Regions from separate parts of the Mus musculus genome. Here all the other regions are linked to region 1. Evidence: chromatin loops called from intact Hi-C (ENCODE). Cell type or tissue: gastrocnemius. All regions are shown on one strand.

Region 1 (5,000 bases):
CAGCCCTCGGAGGATGGTGCCATCCGGGGGCGGATAGGCCCGGGTTGTATTATAAAAACAGCTGAGCAAGCCAGGGAGAGCAAGTCAGTTACCAGGGCTCCTTCCGACCTCTGCTTCACCTCTGCTTCGTTTCTGTCTCATTTTCCTGCCTGACCTCCCTCAGAGATGGAGATGTAAGATGAATAAACCCTTTCCTCCCCAGGAGGCTTCCAGTCAGAATGGCTTATCACAGAAAAAACAAAACAAAACAAAACAAAAAAACCCCAAAACCAAAGACTGAGCAGGGTGCCCTGCAACCCATACTGGGGTCTGAATGCTGACCTCAGGTCTCCAGGCTTGCGTGGAGCATCATGCTGGCCCTGACATGGAGATTACAGGTATGGACGGCATCTACTGCCAATCTCACTTTTAAACTGGCAGAGTGTTTTCATGTACAAAGTCATACGTAGACTCGGTGCCCTGATTTTCCCCTCAGATTATAGAGTGGTAAGAGACTTCTTGGTTCCCAGGTTCTGTCCTGGAGCCAGGCCAGCATACCTTTAATCAATCCCAGCACTCAAGAGAGACAGGCAGATCTCGGAGTTTGAGGCCAGCCTGGTCTACAGAGAAGAGACCCAGGACAGCCAGGGCTACACAGAGAAACCCTGTCTAGACAAATCAAACCAAAAAATAAGAACAAAAAAATGAAGGGTTCTGTCCTGGGGAGTTCCATTATGAGCCCCGTCTAATGGGGTGGTACTGAGGGTGAGGCCGGACCATCTCCTGACGGACTCCTGCTACAGGAGCCCAACTGCTCTCTGCCGACAGACACAATCATCCTGTGTGGAGCTATCTTAAAGGCCAGAGTGGGGAGGCACCCAGGTTGGCAGCTTAACCAGAAAGCCAGTCATTATGACACTGAGGTCATTCTTTTAGTCAGCAAGGCCAGAACTAGGTCTCCCTCCACCCTCCCTCCGCTCCCTCCCCCAGGGGGGCAGTCTGTAATCAGGCTCACTTCAAGAAGGGTAGAAAGCATGAGGGGCTGTGGGCGGCAACAGGAGCGCTGAGGCTCAGATGGCAGAGGGTGTCACCAACCCTCTAGTGCTGTGGGAGTTGCGGAGAGAGGCCAGGCAAAGCTCTCGGGCAGGCGCTTGGTGGTCTACTCTCCTGGGGAGCAGAGAACTTCATTCCTACCCCAAAAGGATGGCTCCCTTAAAACAGACAAGCATCATGGTACATACCTGTGATCCCAGCACCTGCAAGGTAGAGGCAGGAGGATGGAGAGTTTAAAGCTGACTACAAGAGAACCTGTCTCAAATATCAAAACACAAGGCAGGGTGAAGGGGCACAAGCCTTGAACCCCAGCTCGTGGGCGGCTTGGCAGGCAGAATCTCTGAGTTTGAGTCCAGCCTTACAGTCACTACATAGCAAGAGGCATGTCAGCCAGGCTTACAGAGGGAGATACAGACCCTGTCAGGAAAAAAAAAAAAAAAAGGAAGGAAGGCCGGGTTGTATGCCTTAAGTCCCAGCACTCTGAGTTCGAGGCCAGCCTGGTCTATGGAGTGAGTTCCAGGACAACCAGGGCTACACAGAAAAACCCTGTCTCAAAATAAATAGATAGATAACTAAAATAAAACAGGGAGGGGAAAAAACAAAAACAAAAACAAAAACAACCAAGAGAACAGGTTGGTGAGATGGCTGCTGTTATGACAAGGACCCACCTAAAGGTAGACAGACAGAATCAACTCCAAAGTTGTCCTCTGACCTCCACTCTTGTGCCATGATAGACCCCTCCAATCACACACACATCTTTTTTTTTTAAATTAAAAAAAAAAATTAGGGGCTGAAAAGGTGACTTAAGAGTTAAGAACAAGTGTTGCTCTTCCAAAGGACGTGAGTTCAATCCCATACGTCTATGTCAGACAACTCACTTCCTGTGACTCCTGCTCTAGGAGACCTATGGCTTTTGGCACACACACACACTCTCCCTCTCCTTCTCCCTCTCAAAAACAGAAGCAAAACAAAACAGCACCCACCCACATCACTTCCTGTTTCTTGCCCGACCTCACTCACGGCCCCTTTGGCTTTTTTTTTTTTTTTTTAATAGGACCTCATGTAGCCCATGCTGGCCTTGAACTCACCACTTATCCAAAGCTGACCTTGAACTCCTGACCCCTCTGCCTCTGCCTCCCGAGTCTGGGTTCACAGCTTTCCATGTTGGCCTTCTAGTGCACAGATGAGCCCTGCTATGGGTGCAAACATTCCCCTCACAGAGGGTACCCCCAGTTTTTCTCCTGCCACACCCTTGCCTCCCTAATGCACTAAATCCAAAGAGCTGGGGACTTTCTTGTCATTTATCCTCATTTTTAACGCCTCAAAGAATGTTTTCTAACTCTGTTGTGATTTTAAGACTGATTTTTTGAACCACGGCACCCATATTTGCCCTCCTTTTACTTTGAAAAATTCCTGGGCTAAGTTTATGGGAACTGAGCCCAGATCACAGCTGACCACTGAGGAGCAAGAGAGCTGGGGCCCCTGCAGACCAGTAAGGTTCAGGGAGAGGATGGAGGTGTGGACCGTGTGGTGGAAGGAGGAGGCCACTGCCCTGTTCATTCTATGCCTTTTACTTTGACCTGTGAAGTGATTTTTCCAGAGACTCTGGGATCCCAGCATTGTGCTCACCTCGCAGTAGGCATTAGGCCTTCTGGCCTCTGATCTGGGGTGCTCACCTGCCTCAACTGGCTTTCTGAGGGGAAAAGAGGCAGGAAGTGGTGCAGCTGACCAGACTGAGCACAGGGAAGGCGCTCCTGACTCCCTGTGGCCTGCTAGTCCAGATCCAGGCTCAAGTGGCCGCAGGATAGATGACTCAGGTAAGCCGTGCAGGCCAAACAGGCAGTGTCCACAGCCCAGCAGGCCGGGCCTATAATTAGCTTGCCTGTTGTCTTCTTAGCACCATCTCCTAAGGGTGGCCCTGCTGGGCCCTGAGCCAAGGCTGGAGGAGGCTGGCAAGAATGTGGTTATCTCACTTGGTGTTTGGTTGCCCAAGATGCTGCTTCCCGATGCTTCTAAAACTGGGCATCGAGCTGAAGTACCAGCACCTCTGCTGATGGGGGAGAGCCACTGGGCGAGAAGAATCCTTCCCATAGCAAGGATGAGCTAGCGAGACATTCTGGGATGTTTTTGCCTGAGCCCAGTGCCCATTTCTTTTCCTCAGACCCAAAAGTCCCTACAGCCTGGAGACACGGGTGGCCAGGTGTGCAGCTAAGGATTGCTTAGCAACCACGTAACAAACATCAGGTCCCTTAGCTCTTAAGCAGCCCTTTGACATAGACACTGACTACTCCTGCCCCTTTTACATATCAAGAAGCAGAGGCCCCAGGAGCTGGCTCAGAAGACAGACTGATAACAAGGGCATCCAGTATTTGAGTCCAGATGGCCAGATCCCGACTGACTCTGAGCTGGCTTGGCCACAACCTGTGTGCCGTCTTGGCTGTCACTCCCCACTCTGACCTTGGCTGAATGCAGGGAGTCAGGCCATAGTCTTTGCAACTTTGTGTCTGGTTCTACCGCTGGACAGGTATGGAAAGGGCACTGGGTGGAAGGCCCTCCCTTCCCTGGCCCTGGACAGCCATGTTTACTTCTGGTTGGGAAGTGTGGCTTCATAGGCACCTGACTGACCTGACGGGGTGGTAATGAACTCATGACCTGTACCACTGACTCACGGGCCAAAGCTGCTTCCCCACTCCATTCCTCAGTTTCCCCGGTGGATCAAGGGGCAGTAATGACCTCTTTGTGTTCCGTGCCGCCATGAATCGGGGTCAGTGAGCATCAGTCACACACCCTGGAATGCTCACAAGGAAAGGGTCATCTGCCGGGCCCGAGCTGCACGGTTGCCCGTGATGACATTGCTCTGGCCCTTGGCCCTGTGGCCACGTCCTCCAGGTTTTGTTACTGGCTTAACTCTGTGGGCTGGGTTTGGAGTGACTCAGCCTGAGTGTTGGTGACACCTTGGGAGGACTGGCGTCAGTGCAGCCATGTGGAGCAAGGTGGCTGCCAGTGGCTCGTCTCCTCTTGTGGCTTTCTCTTCTGGCTTCCCAGTCAGTCTGGTCTTTAGGCATTTCTGCACGCCTCTAATGGTGGATACAATGTCTCTAATGCTGGATACAAGGGATTAGCCCTGAACTTTAAGGAGAGCATCCTCAGGAGTGCCTTTAATCCCAGCACTCGAGAGGCAGAGGCAGGAGGATTTCTGAGTTTGAGGCCAGCCTGATCTACAGAGTGAGTTCCAGGACAGCCAGGGCTATACAGAGAAACCCTGTCTCAAAAAAAAAAAAAAAAAAAAAAAAAAAAAAAAAAAGGAGAGCATCCTCCACTTCTCTGGATCTTCACTAAATACATTCTCTTTCCTCTTCTCTGGGCACCCACCTCCATGCTGTCCATTTTCCTATCACTGGACTGGTCTGTGCTACAAAGCAGGCAGCCCCAACTTCCAGTCTACACTGACTTAGACAAGACAAAGCCAGATGCTGTGGCGAGGCTGGCGAGGTGGTGTCTGCCTTCCATAAGAGCGCTAGGGAGGCACATGGAGGTGGGTCTCTGTGTCTGAGGCCAATCTAGTCTAAATAGAGCAGAGGTTCTCAACTTGTGGGTTGCAACCCAACGTGGGAGGGGTTGTCAAGTGACCCTTTCACAGGGGTCACATAAGGCCACCGGAAAACTGGTATTTACATTACCATTCCTAAGTGTAGCAAAATTAATTAGTCATGTAAAAAGAAAAAAAAAATCACGAGAAACTGTATTAAAAGGGCCACAGCATTAAGAAGGTTAAGAACCACTGACAAAATTTCCAGACCAGACAAGGCTACAAAGTGAGACATTTTCTAAGACAAAACAAAACAAAACAAATCAAAACACCCGAAAAATGATGCAGAAATGAGGGTGAACCATTTGGAAAGGAGAGTTGTCGCCCAGGGCCTGTCCCCCAGTGATTGGTGGCGGTGGGTCCGTGGTTGTTTGAAAGG
Region 2 (5,000 bases), 120 kb before region 1:
TCCTTCCTTCTTCTCTCTCTCTCTCTCTCTCTCTCTCTTTCTTTCCTCTTTTCTTTTTTATAATTTCAGACTAATTAATAGATGTTTAAAATCCTTTTCCAGCTCCTGGGGAACAACAGAAGATCTGGAACGTGTTTACACATTTTCTTCTCCTGCTTACAGTACATGAGCAGTGAAAAACTACAGTGAGAATCTACAAACAAATGAAATGCTTCATTACTCCTTTTTTCTTTTTCTTTCTTTTTTTTTGGGGGGGGGTAGGGGAGCCAGGGACCCCCACTGTGTAGACCTGGCTATCCTGGCATTCAAGAATATGTCCAAAACTCAGATGTCAACCTAAAGAAGGCAAGCCTTACTGGCCCATGGTTTCAGCACATGGTTGGATGGAGCAGTGGCAATGAGAGCATGCAGAGGAGGCGCCTTCCTTGTTGGCCAGAAGTGGAGAGCAAGCAGGAGACCAGGGAGTGGCTGTAACTTTAAAGGCATGCCTCTAGTGACCTACTTCCTCTAGCTAGAGCCACCTCCTAAAGTTTCTACACCTCCCAAAATAGCACTACCCACTGGGGACCGACTGTCCAACACATGAGCCTGTCGGAGACACTTCACACTCCAACCACAATACCTACGTACCTCAGCAACCAGAGAGGCTACACTGCGAGTAACTTACCCAGTTATGGGCGAGAAAAACATGATAAGGGGCTATAACAGGCAGCCGGCATCCTCAGAAATAACACTTCAGTAAAGCTAATGAGGAATAGCCTCAGACAGGTAGACCATCTTTAAAAAGTTTGAGATTAAAAGTAACTTTCTCTAAAATAAATGCTGTTGGATCAAGAAAGAAAGACCCCACATGGCACATCCAGGAGGTTAATGGATCAGTCACCACTGACCTTGAATTCCACTTATTGGTAGTATTTTTGCTTTTCAGTATTTTAAGCTTAAAGAAAGTAATTTTGTTCTTTGAGGGGAAAGACAACAGTAAGGCTGTAGTATCCTAAGACCTGAGGAACACTAAAGTCCTGCTAACTGCCAGACCACCAGGTCACCAGTCTGACCTAAGAACCATTGTATCACATTTCGTGCAAGTTAATTACTTACATACTTACTGTGATATCAGAGCGTGAACCCAGGACTTTTACATATGGTAGGTTAAATGCTTTACCACTGAGAAACATCTCCAGTACATGGACCATTTTAAAAGCACTCTAGGTGGGAATGGTAGTATATGCCTTTAGTTTTAGTACTTGGAAGGCAGAGGCAGGCAGATGTCTTTGAGTTTGAGTCCAGTCTGGTCTATGAAGTGAACTCTAGGCCAGCCAAGGCTACATAGTAAGCCTGTGTCTCAAGATAAAATAAAATAGGGCTAGAGGGATGGCTCAATGACTAAGAGCACTGGTTGCTCTTCTCAAAGAACTGGATTCAATTCCAAACACTCACATGATGACTCACAACTGTCTGTAACTCTAGTTCCCCAAGGATCTGATATCTTCTCCTGCCCTCTGAGGATGCCAGTCAAACGTGGTGCAAAGACATACATGTAGGCAAGACATCCATCCATATAAAACAAAGTCATCTAAACCCACATATAAAGTTATTTTCCTGGGCTGGAGAGATGGCTCAGTGGTTAAGAGCGCTGACTGCTCTTCCAGAGGTTCTGAGTTCAAATCCCAGATACCACACGGTGGTTCACAACCATCTGTAACGGGTCCAAAGCCCTCTTCTGGTGTGTCTAAAGACAGTGACAGCACACTCATAAGACAAACAAACAAATCTTTTAAAAATGGGAAAAAAAATCCCCATTAACTGCTTAGTTGTAGTCCCTTCCCAATGTATTTAACCTGAAAATGACCTGAAACAATGCATACTTCTGTATATCTCAGATGAGCAGCTCTCAAAGACACTGCTCATCACCTCAGAACACTTCTCACCTTATTGGGGTGTTTTTTAGAGGTCATTGTAGTTCAAACCTGACACAACCTTGCTTATCTTATGCTAGGATTCGTTACCAACCTTCCTGAAATGAAGGCAGTTAATCTTTAATCAGCCAGTCAGTGTGGTATACACAATAGTTACACTAAAGCTTTTATTAGAACTTTGAACTACCAGGCAATAATAGTTGGTGTTAATGTAAGAAAAAAGAGCCAGTTATCTTTATTCCCAGTACTGGGGTGGGGGTGGCAGAGGCAGAAGATCTCTGAGTTCAAGGCGAGTCTATTCTACAAGGTGAGTTCCAGGACAGTCATGGCTATACAGAGAACCCCTATCTCTAATCTACCACGACCCCCCCCTGCTTCCCAAAAAAGATAACTACGTGCAATTATAAGCTAAGAACCCATAGGTTGTGATGGTGTAAACCCTTAATCCCAGCACTAGACAGGCCCTTTATCCTAGCACTGTGAATTCAAGGACAGCCTGGTCTACAGGTTGAGTTCCAGGACAGCTAATGCTACACAGAAAAACCCAGTATTGACAAACACAAAAAAGAAATCTATCTATAAGATAAATTTTGCCTATTATCATAAACACAGATTAAAAACCAAATCAGGGGCTGGAGAGATGACTAGGTGGTTAAGAGCACTGACTGTTCTTCTGAAAGTCCTGAGTTCAAATCCCAGCAACCATATGGTGGCTCACAACCACCCGTAATGAGATCTGATGCCCTCTTTTGGTGTGTCTGAAGACAGCTACAGTGTACTAACATATAATAATGAATAAAGATTTAAATAAAAATAATCAGAGCTCCTCGTCTTATTTAAGAACTAAAGTGAACCCTGTATCTATAGCCCCAATAAAGCAGGTCAGCTTCATGGGTCCTATACTGGCTGGATTGGGATGCATAATCCACAAAGCCTGGGTTACTACATGGTCTAATGCTGACCAGTGAACATGACATACCCAATCCACTAAACTCTTCTACTGAAGAACAACTTTTCCACTTGCCTGAAATAGTTGCTTTCTGAAGAGTTACAAGTCCATAAGGGGGGCTGGTCATGGAGCTAGCTAGCTAAGTCCTGTCAAAGCCGGCAAGCCTGAAACTAAGCGCGCAATTCCTCTCTTCTGTAGAACAGGCGGCATTCCTCTCATGCTGAGAAGAACCTGTTCTACTTAGCCTCTACCTACAAGATGCAGAATGATACCAGGTATGAAGTTATGAGTCTACACATACACAGACACAACACTGAGCCTCTGGGCCTCTTCAAATAGTTGTTGCCCAACCAGTCATAAAGATGAACACACAAACCTCTCAGTGTATCTACTAAACTCAAACTTCTACAAACAGCTGAGCATCTGTAACACATGGCACCTGGGAGGCACACTGAGGGACAAACCACCATTCCCCCTCCTCCTCACCTTCTCATCTTTATGTTCATTGGTGTTTTGCCTACATGTCCATCTATGTGAGGGTATCAGATCTTGGACTTACAGCTGGGAGCTGCCATGTGGGTGCTGGGAATTGAACCTGAGTCCTCAGAAAGGGCAGTCAGTGCTCTTAGCTGATGAGCCATCTCTCCAGCACGGCATCTTTTTTTTTTTTTTTTTTTTTTAAATGGAGTAAGGGTTTCTTTTTTTTTTTAATATTTATTTATTTATTATATGTAAGTACATTGTAGCTGTCTTCAGACACTCCAGAAGAGGGAGTCAGATCTTCTTACAGATGGTTGTGAGCCACCATGTGGTTGCTGGGATTTGAACACCGGACCTTCGGAAGAGCAGTCGGGTGCTCTTACCCACTGAGCCATCTCACCAGCCCGGCATCTTTTTTAAAAGCAGTGTTTCGCCATGTAGATTAGACTCACCTGGAACCTGTACTCTCTCTGCCCTGGCTGTCCAACCATTAGGATTACAAGTGCTGTCCATCAGCACAGCTCAAGAAAGGCCTTTCCTGGTTTTGTCTTTTTCAATACAAGGTGTCAAATCCAGGAGTGCTCTACCACTCAGCTACATGCCTCAACAAAGCATCCGATCCATCTGCCTCTGATGGAATTAAGCGCTATTAACCATCATTCCTGCTAGGAGGTGGTGTGCACCTTTAATTTCAGCCCTCAGGAGGCAGACACAGGCAGATCTCTGAGTTTGAGGTACAGAGCAAGTACCTGGACTGCCAGAGCTTCAAAGTGAAACCTGTCTTGAAAAGCGAAGCCAAACCAACAACAAAACACCTATAGGCCAATCTCATGGAAACATTTTCTTAAGGTTCTCAGATGACTCCGGGTTGTTCAAGTTGTTCCCCTCTCAAAACAAACAAGTAAAAAAAACCTAGCACAGACTTGGAGCTGGGCTTACAGGTGGTTGTGAGCCTCCTGCTGTGGAAACTGGGAAACAAACTCTGGAAAGGCACCAGGCACACTTGACTGGTGAGCCTCATCTCTCTTCAGCCCTCCACCAATTCTTCTTTTTCTTTTTTTTTTTGTTCTGTTTTGTTTTGTTTTGTTTTTTCGAGACAGGGTTTCTCTGTATAGCCCTGGCTGTCCTGGAACTCAGAAATCCACCTGCCTCTGCCTCCCAAGTGCTGGGATTAAAAGTGTGCGCCACCATTGCGCGGCTCCTCCACCAATTCTTAAATCACATTTCTCTTTGACACTGAATCCAGATCCCCTGTCTGCAGTTTAAGTTTCCAGTGCTTTCATCACTGACGTCTGCGAGAGCAGGAAGGGATGGAAGAAGATTGTCACGCTACAAGTCAAGAGCGGATCACTTTTTTTTTTTTTTTTTTTCTTTTTTTTCTTTTTTCCGGAGCTGAGGACCGAACCCAGGGCCTTGGGCTTGCTAGGCAAGCACTTTACCACTGAGCTAAATCCCCAACCCCAAGCGGATCACTTTTACCACCTGCTGTTTTCTCTCAGAGTACCAGTTAGCTACTAAATAAATGTCAGATAGAGAACTTCACACTGATGACATCATCTTTACAAAAGTAATTGTATTTTACCCACTATAATTAATTCTCTAGATGGCAGAGGCAGGCGGATTTCTGAGTTCAAGGCCAGCCTGGTCTACAAAGT
Region 3 (5,000 bases), 67 kb before region 1:
AAATCTGGCAATAACAGGGATGATATTAGCTCTTAAACCCAAGTGGTCCAGTTTTTGGTGTACAAAAAGTATAACATCTGAAAACAATGCTGCTGCAGGAATACTGGGTGGGGCAGAGACATGGACCAGGGGTCCAACTTCCAGCCACCCAATGGTAGCTAGCTCACAACTACTTGTTATCAACAGTTCCAGAAGCTCCAACACACTCTTCTCGACTCTGTAGGCACTGCGTGCACAGACACACACGCTGGGAAAACACCCATACACCTTTAAAACTGAGGATAAAACAAAACAGAGAGAGATATTATTATATAAAGGCCAAAATGAGAGAAAGGGCAGCCAGGTGACAATGGTGCACACCTTTAATCACAACACTCTGGAGGTAGATCTCTGAATTCCAGGTCACCCTGGTCTACAGATGGGAGTTTCAGGACAGCTAGAGCTACACAGAGTGTCTCTGGAAAAATCTTTTAAAAAGAAGGAGAAGAAAAAAAGAAGACAGAATGAGTCAACAGTATAGAATTTAGTTACTTGTTTTACTAAGAATTCTTTGAAGTACAAAAACAGATCTGGAAAAGCTGTAGTTTATACCCGGTATGCTGGTACACACCTATAATCCTAGCACTCAGGCAGTAGAAATTTGAATTCTAGGGCAGGCTTGGCAGCCATAGTTATCTCAGTGCTTGGGAGACAGAAGCAAGAAAATCTAATATTCAAAGCTAACTGTAACAATAAGGAATTCCAGGCCAGCCTAGGCTACAAGAGACCCAGTCTCAAAATAACAGCAACAAAGGAGAATTTCAAAACTTAAAACAACATGTAAAAAATGTTTTAAGAAATCGTACTTTCAAACTAGGAGTAGGGGCATATATTGCTAATCCCAGCACTCTAGAGGCAGAGGCAAGTGGGTCTCTCTGATTTCAAGGCTGTGGTTTAGAGAGGGTGTTCCAGGATGGACAGGGTTACAGAGGGAGCCCGTCTTGAAAAACCAACCAATCAATCGTGCTTTCACGTTTTATGCTTTTCTTTTAGAAGTTAGTACTTTGCCAGGCACGGTGGTGCCTATATTCCAGCACTCAGGAGGTTACTGCAGACAGATAGCTTGAAGTCAGTCTACTCTAAACAAAGACAGGTGTCCACACAGTAAACTTCCCAAGACATCCTAGGCTACAGAAAGGAAAGAAAAAAAAAGAAAAAAAAAGAAAAATGCCATGTCTGTTCATCAAAGGTGGCCCACAGCTCACAGCACACAACAGCAAACTGAAGCACAGGGTCAAAAAGCCAGCAAGAGAGCCTAAATGTCACACAGTTGACACTAGGCACCTATGTGACAGCCAGGTGCTTGTATTTTTAAATACAAAGGTCTAAAAATACACCAGCAGAGTTACTGAGCCAATAAGCCACTGGTTACACTTCTGACCCACAGAAGGCACAAAAACACAGGTGTCCTTAAGAGTGAGTTCTAAGCTGTTTTTAGTCTCAAATTAGAGAATCTGACATGCTGTTCATAACTAGTAAGGTGTTGCTACAATGTTCCTTTTCTACTCTGCAAGATGCTGAATACAACTTTTTAGGAAAAAAACAAACAGAGCTGAGCACACTTTAATGTCCTGCTACTATTCCAACAGTTTCATGTATTCAATAATAAATAATCTGCTCAATAATGCATATATGAAGAATTCAATCATGCAATAAAACCACTTGCTTCCTAGGAAGGAAAACAACAACAACAAAACATTCCCAAAATAGCAAAAAACATTGTCAAGCATTGGGCATAGTGGCGCGCCTTTGATGCTGGTGCACAAGAGGCACAGGCAGGTAGACATCTCCAAGTCTAAGGCCAGTGTGGTCTACATAACGAGTTCCAAGATAGCTGGAAAAACTACATAGGGAGACACTGTCATAGATAGATAGATAGATAGATAGATAGATAGATAGATAGATAGATAGATAGGAAGATGCCCAAAGTTATTAAATAAGTTTTCTCAAAGGAATAATTCCAATTAAAAAATCTGAAATCAAGAAAAAGAGATCTAAAGCCGGGCGTGGTGGCGCACGCCTTTAATCCCAGCACTCGGGAGGCAGAGGCAGGAGGATTTCTGAGTTCGAGGCCAGCCTGGTCTACAAAGTGAGTTCCAGGACAGCCAGGGCTTTACAGAGAAAAAAAAAAACCAAGAAACAAACAAACAAACAAAAAAAAAAAAAAAGAAAAAGAGATCTAGATGCTATGGTACATACAAATCAAGGCTTAGATTCTCATTAGGCTGAGGAAAATTAACGGCAATGAGCTGTGCAAGGCCAGCCTGGGTAAAACAATGAAACCCCATCTGAACAACAAAAAAGGTGAGGGTCTACCTAGCTATTTCATAATAATTTCTGACTAAAACTCCCAGCTACATTTTAAATCAGAATTTTGACTAAAACTACAAGTGTAATCGTTTAAGGGGGGAAAAAAAAGAATCGAAATAAAAAACAAAATCACTTTAAGATTTTCTATGAAGATGAAGCACCACTAAAATTAGCAAGTGAATTAAAACTAGTTAACAAAAAATATCTCCAGAATGACCCTGGTAGTGTGGGCAAGGGAGAGCTGGTCCCACCCTTCACCCAGGCAGGAAGTGCACGATGCCTGTCTCCTGGCAGCTGTGACACTTGGGTGAGTTGGCAGGGCAGTGCTGAGGAGCTGGCCGGGGGAATGGGTGCCTGTGAATTGGCCTCACTTCTCATGGGGAGGGGTGCTGGTACAGGAGAGCCAGTCCCTCCCGTTGTGGGCTGTGAGCTGGCCTTGGTGGCAATGGCACAGGAGAGCTGGGGGACTGACCCGACTCAGTTACTACCCAGGCCCAGATCCAGCGCTGAGTTCGCCCACCCCAACATCTAGTTCATTTATCAACTACAGGAGTACATGAAGGGGCAGGTCCTATAAAACCAAAGTTGCAGGGTGTCCATGACAGGGTAAGAGGATATCTGAGAAGAATCCCAGTGAGGATGCAAAATTGATGGTGCAGCAGAAGCCAGAGGCCTTGACTCACTGCAGTTAACATCTGCAAGTAAAGCTGTCTGGACAGAACGGTGTACTGTGGGACACACAGCAGCTTCCTTCCATAGTGAGATGGTTTTCCATTTATTTATTTATTTATTTGTTTATTTATTTATTTAGGGAAGGGAAGTTGCAAGGTTATAGGGCAGCTGTGGAGGGATGGGAATGAATGAGATTGGAGTACATGATGGAAAATTTACACACACATACACACAAATCAATAAGTAAAAAAAAAAAAAGTATACAGAATATACTTATATTCTGTTCCTGGTTTAAAACTCTGATTAAAAACCTCTTGGGGCTAGAGAGATGGCTCAGGAGTTAAAAGCACCGGCTCCTCTGTTCAATGGTCCCGAGTTCAATTCCCAGCAACCACGTGGTGGCTCGCAACCATCTGTAATGGGATCTGATGCCCTCTTCTGGTGTGTCTGAAGGCAGCTACAGTGTGCTCAAATACATAAACAAATCTTTAAGAAAAATTATACTGTGAAAAATACTAAGCATGCACGCACGCACGCGTGCACACACACACAAACAAAAAAAAAAAACAAAAACAAAATTCCTTGAGGGGCAGGAGACATGGCTCAGCAGTTAAGAGCACTGACTGCTCTTCCAGAGGTCCCAAGTTAGATTTCCAGCAACCACATGGTGGCTCACAACCATCTGTAATGGGATCCGATGCCTTTATCTGGTGTGCCTCAAGAGAGTGACAGTATATACTCACATAAAATATTCCGTTTCAAAAAAGGAGGAAAAATAACAGCAACAACAAACAACCAGAGCTGACGTCACTAATCGGAAGCCATGTACCCAAGCACTGGCACTGCCTTAGCCTGTTCCGAGGCCCAAACAGCATCACCTTGAGGATGTAATTATTAATTCCCACTCAAAAACTCTTCCTTGTAGAAGGATCAGTGTGCTTTATAGTGCTCTTATAGTCCAAGTATACAAACATGCTTAAGCACATGAGCATAATTAACTGACACTAACTATAATCAGACGCCATCAGCGCTGACAAACACTTAAACACTGAAAAAATAAATCGCCAAACTGGCAGAGTAAAAACACTGACTGCATTTTGTCCAATTCCATCAGGCATGAAATAGTCCCCTATTCAAACCATATAAGTCACACACTAGTTTCCCTTTCAAAAAAGGAGAATTTGTAATTCTACTTCCCATTAAGAAGAACAGAACAGCACTCATGCCTTTAAATTAATATAAACTGGTTCAAAAAAGTCAGCATATCCCACCAGGCCTCTAAAACCACGGAGGAAGAACCAGGTACCGCTTGTGGAGGAACACTTGCTTACCACCAAGGCCTGGGTTCAATCCCCAGCACAGGGAATAAGGAAATAAGGAGAATAAATAAGTAGATACCCGTTTCTGTCTACAGTGCTAAGATTCAAACTGAGGATCCTAAGGACGCCAGGCAAGTATTCTATCACTAAATCACTCTCAGCCCTGCTCCGCCTGGCACATTAGAGACCTCAACATGAAGAAGAAACAGGTTTTCAGTTTCTGAATCTCAAATACATCAATCAAACTACAAAAATAAACCCTCTAAGGAATAACAATACAGTTGAACTTGAACCTGTAAATTCTAGTACTTTGAAAGGCCAGAGAGAGAATGGCTATAAAGTCAAGGTCAGCCAGCATACAGAGCAAGTTCCAGGTCAGTCTGGGCTAAGGTGAAATACTACCCCAAAATGACAAGAGGAAGAATAGACATAACTGGGCTGGAGAGATGGCTCAGTGGGTAAGAGCACCGTCTGCTCTTCCAGAGGTCCTGAGTTCAATTCCCAGCAATCACATGGTGGCTCACAACTGTCTGATAGGATCTGATGCCCTCTTCTGGTGTGTCTGAAGATAGTGACAGTGTACTCACATACATAAAATAAATAAATCTTTAAAAAAAAAAAAAAAAGACATAACCAGCAGCAGCCTGCATAGCTCACATT

What was found. A loop is a pair of places that touch in the nucleus more often than their neighbours do. Peaks named below come from ENCODE experiments on the same cell type or tissue, not always from the same donor. Only the 100,000 strongest peaks of a DNase experiment are listed, where the experiment ranks them.
Region 2: a loop joins it to region 1, with 4 times the contacts of the local background. A loop is called at or near these places in 10 of 42 quality-filtered maps.
Region 3: a loop joins it to region 1, with 3.0 times the contacts of the local background. A loop is called at or near these places in 5 of 42 quality-filtered maps.

The regions. Positions count from the first base shown.
Region 1 is chr6:30,352,945-30,357,944 of GRCm38, forward strand. No RefSeq gene overlaps it. Among named protein-coding and RNA genes, the nearest start is that of Zc3hc1, 36 kb to the right of the region's middle. In gastrocnemius, a CTCF peak has its summit at 2,846; DNase peaks (open chromatin) are centred at 2,956, 3,461, 3,883 and 4,574; H3K4me3 peaks cover 201 bases; H3K27ac peaks cover 3,295 bases.
Region 2 is chr6:30,229,916-30,234,915 of GRCm38, forward strand. All of the region lies in intron 5 of Ube2h (ubiquitin-conjugating enzyme E2H), which reads right to left. Among named protein-coding and RNA genes, the nearest start is that of Gm31221, 54 kb to the left of the region's middle. In gastrocnemius, no CTCF peak of the experiment used is centred here; no DNase peak of the experiment used is centred here; H3K4me3 peaks cover 305 bases; H3K27ac peaks cover 3,133 bases.
Region 3 is chr6:30,285,454-30,290,453 of GRCm38, forward strand. The region is part of intron 1 of Ube2h (ubiquitin-conjugating enzyme E2H); the gene reads right to left. Among named protein-coding and RNA genes, the nearest start is that of Ube2h, 17 kb to the right of the region's middle. In gastrocnemius, no CTCF peak of the experiment used is centred here; a DNase peak (open chromatin) is centred at 2,728; H3K4me3 peaks cover 739 bases; H3K27ac peaks cover 4,889 bases.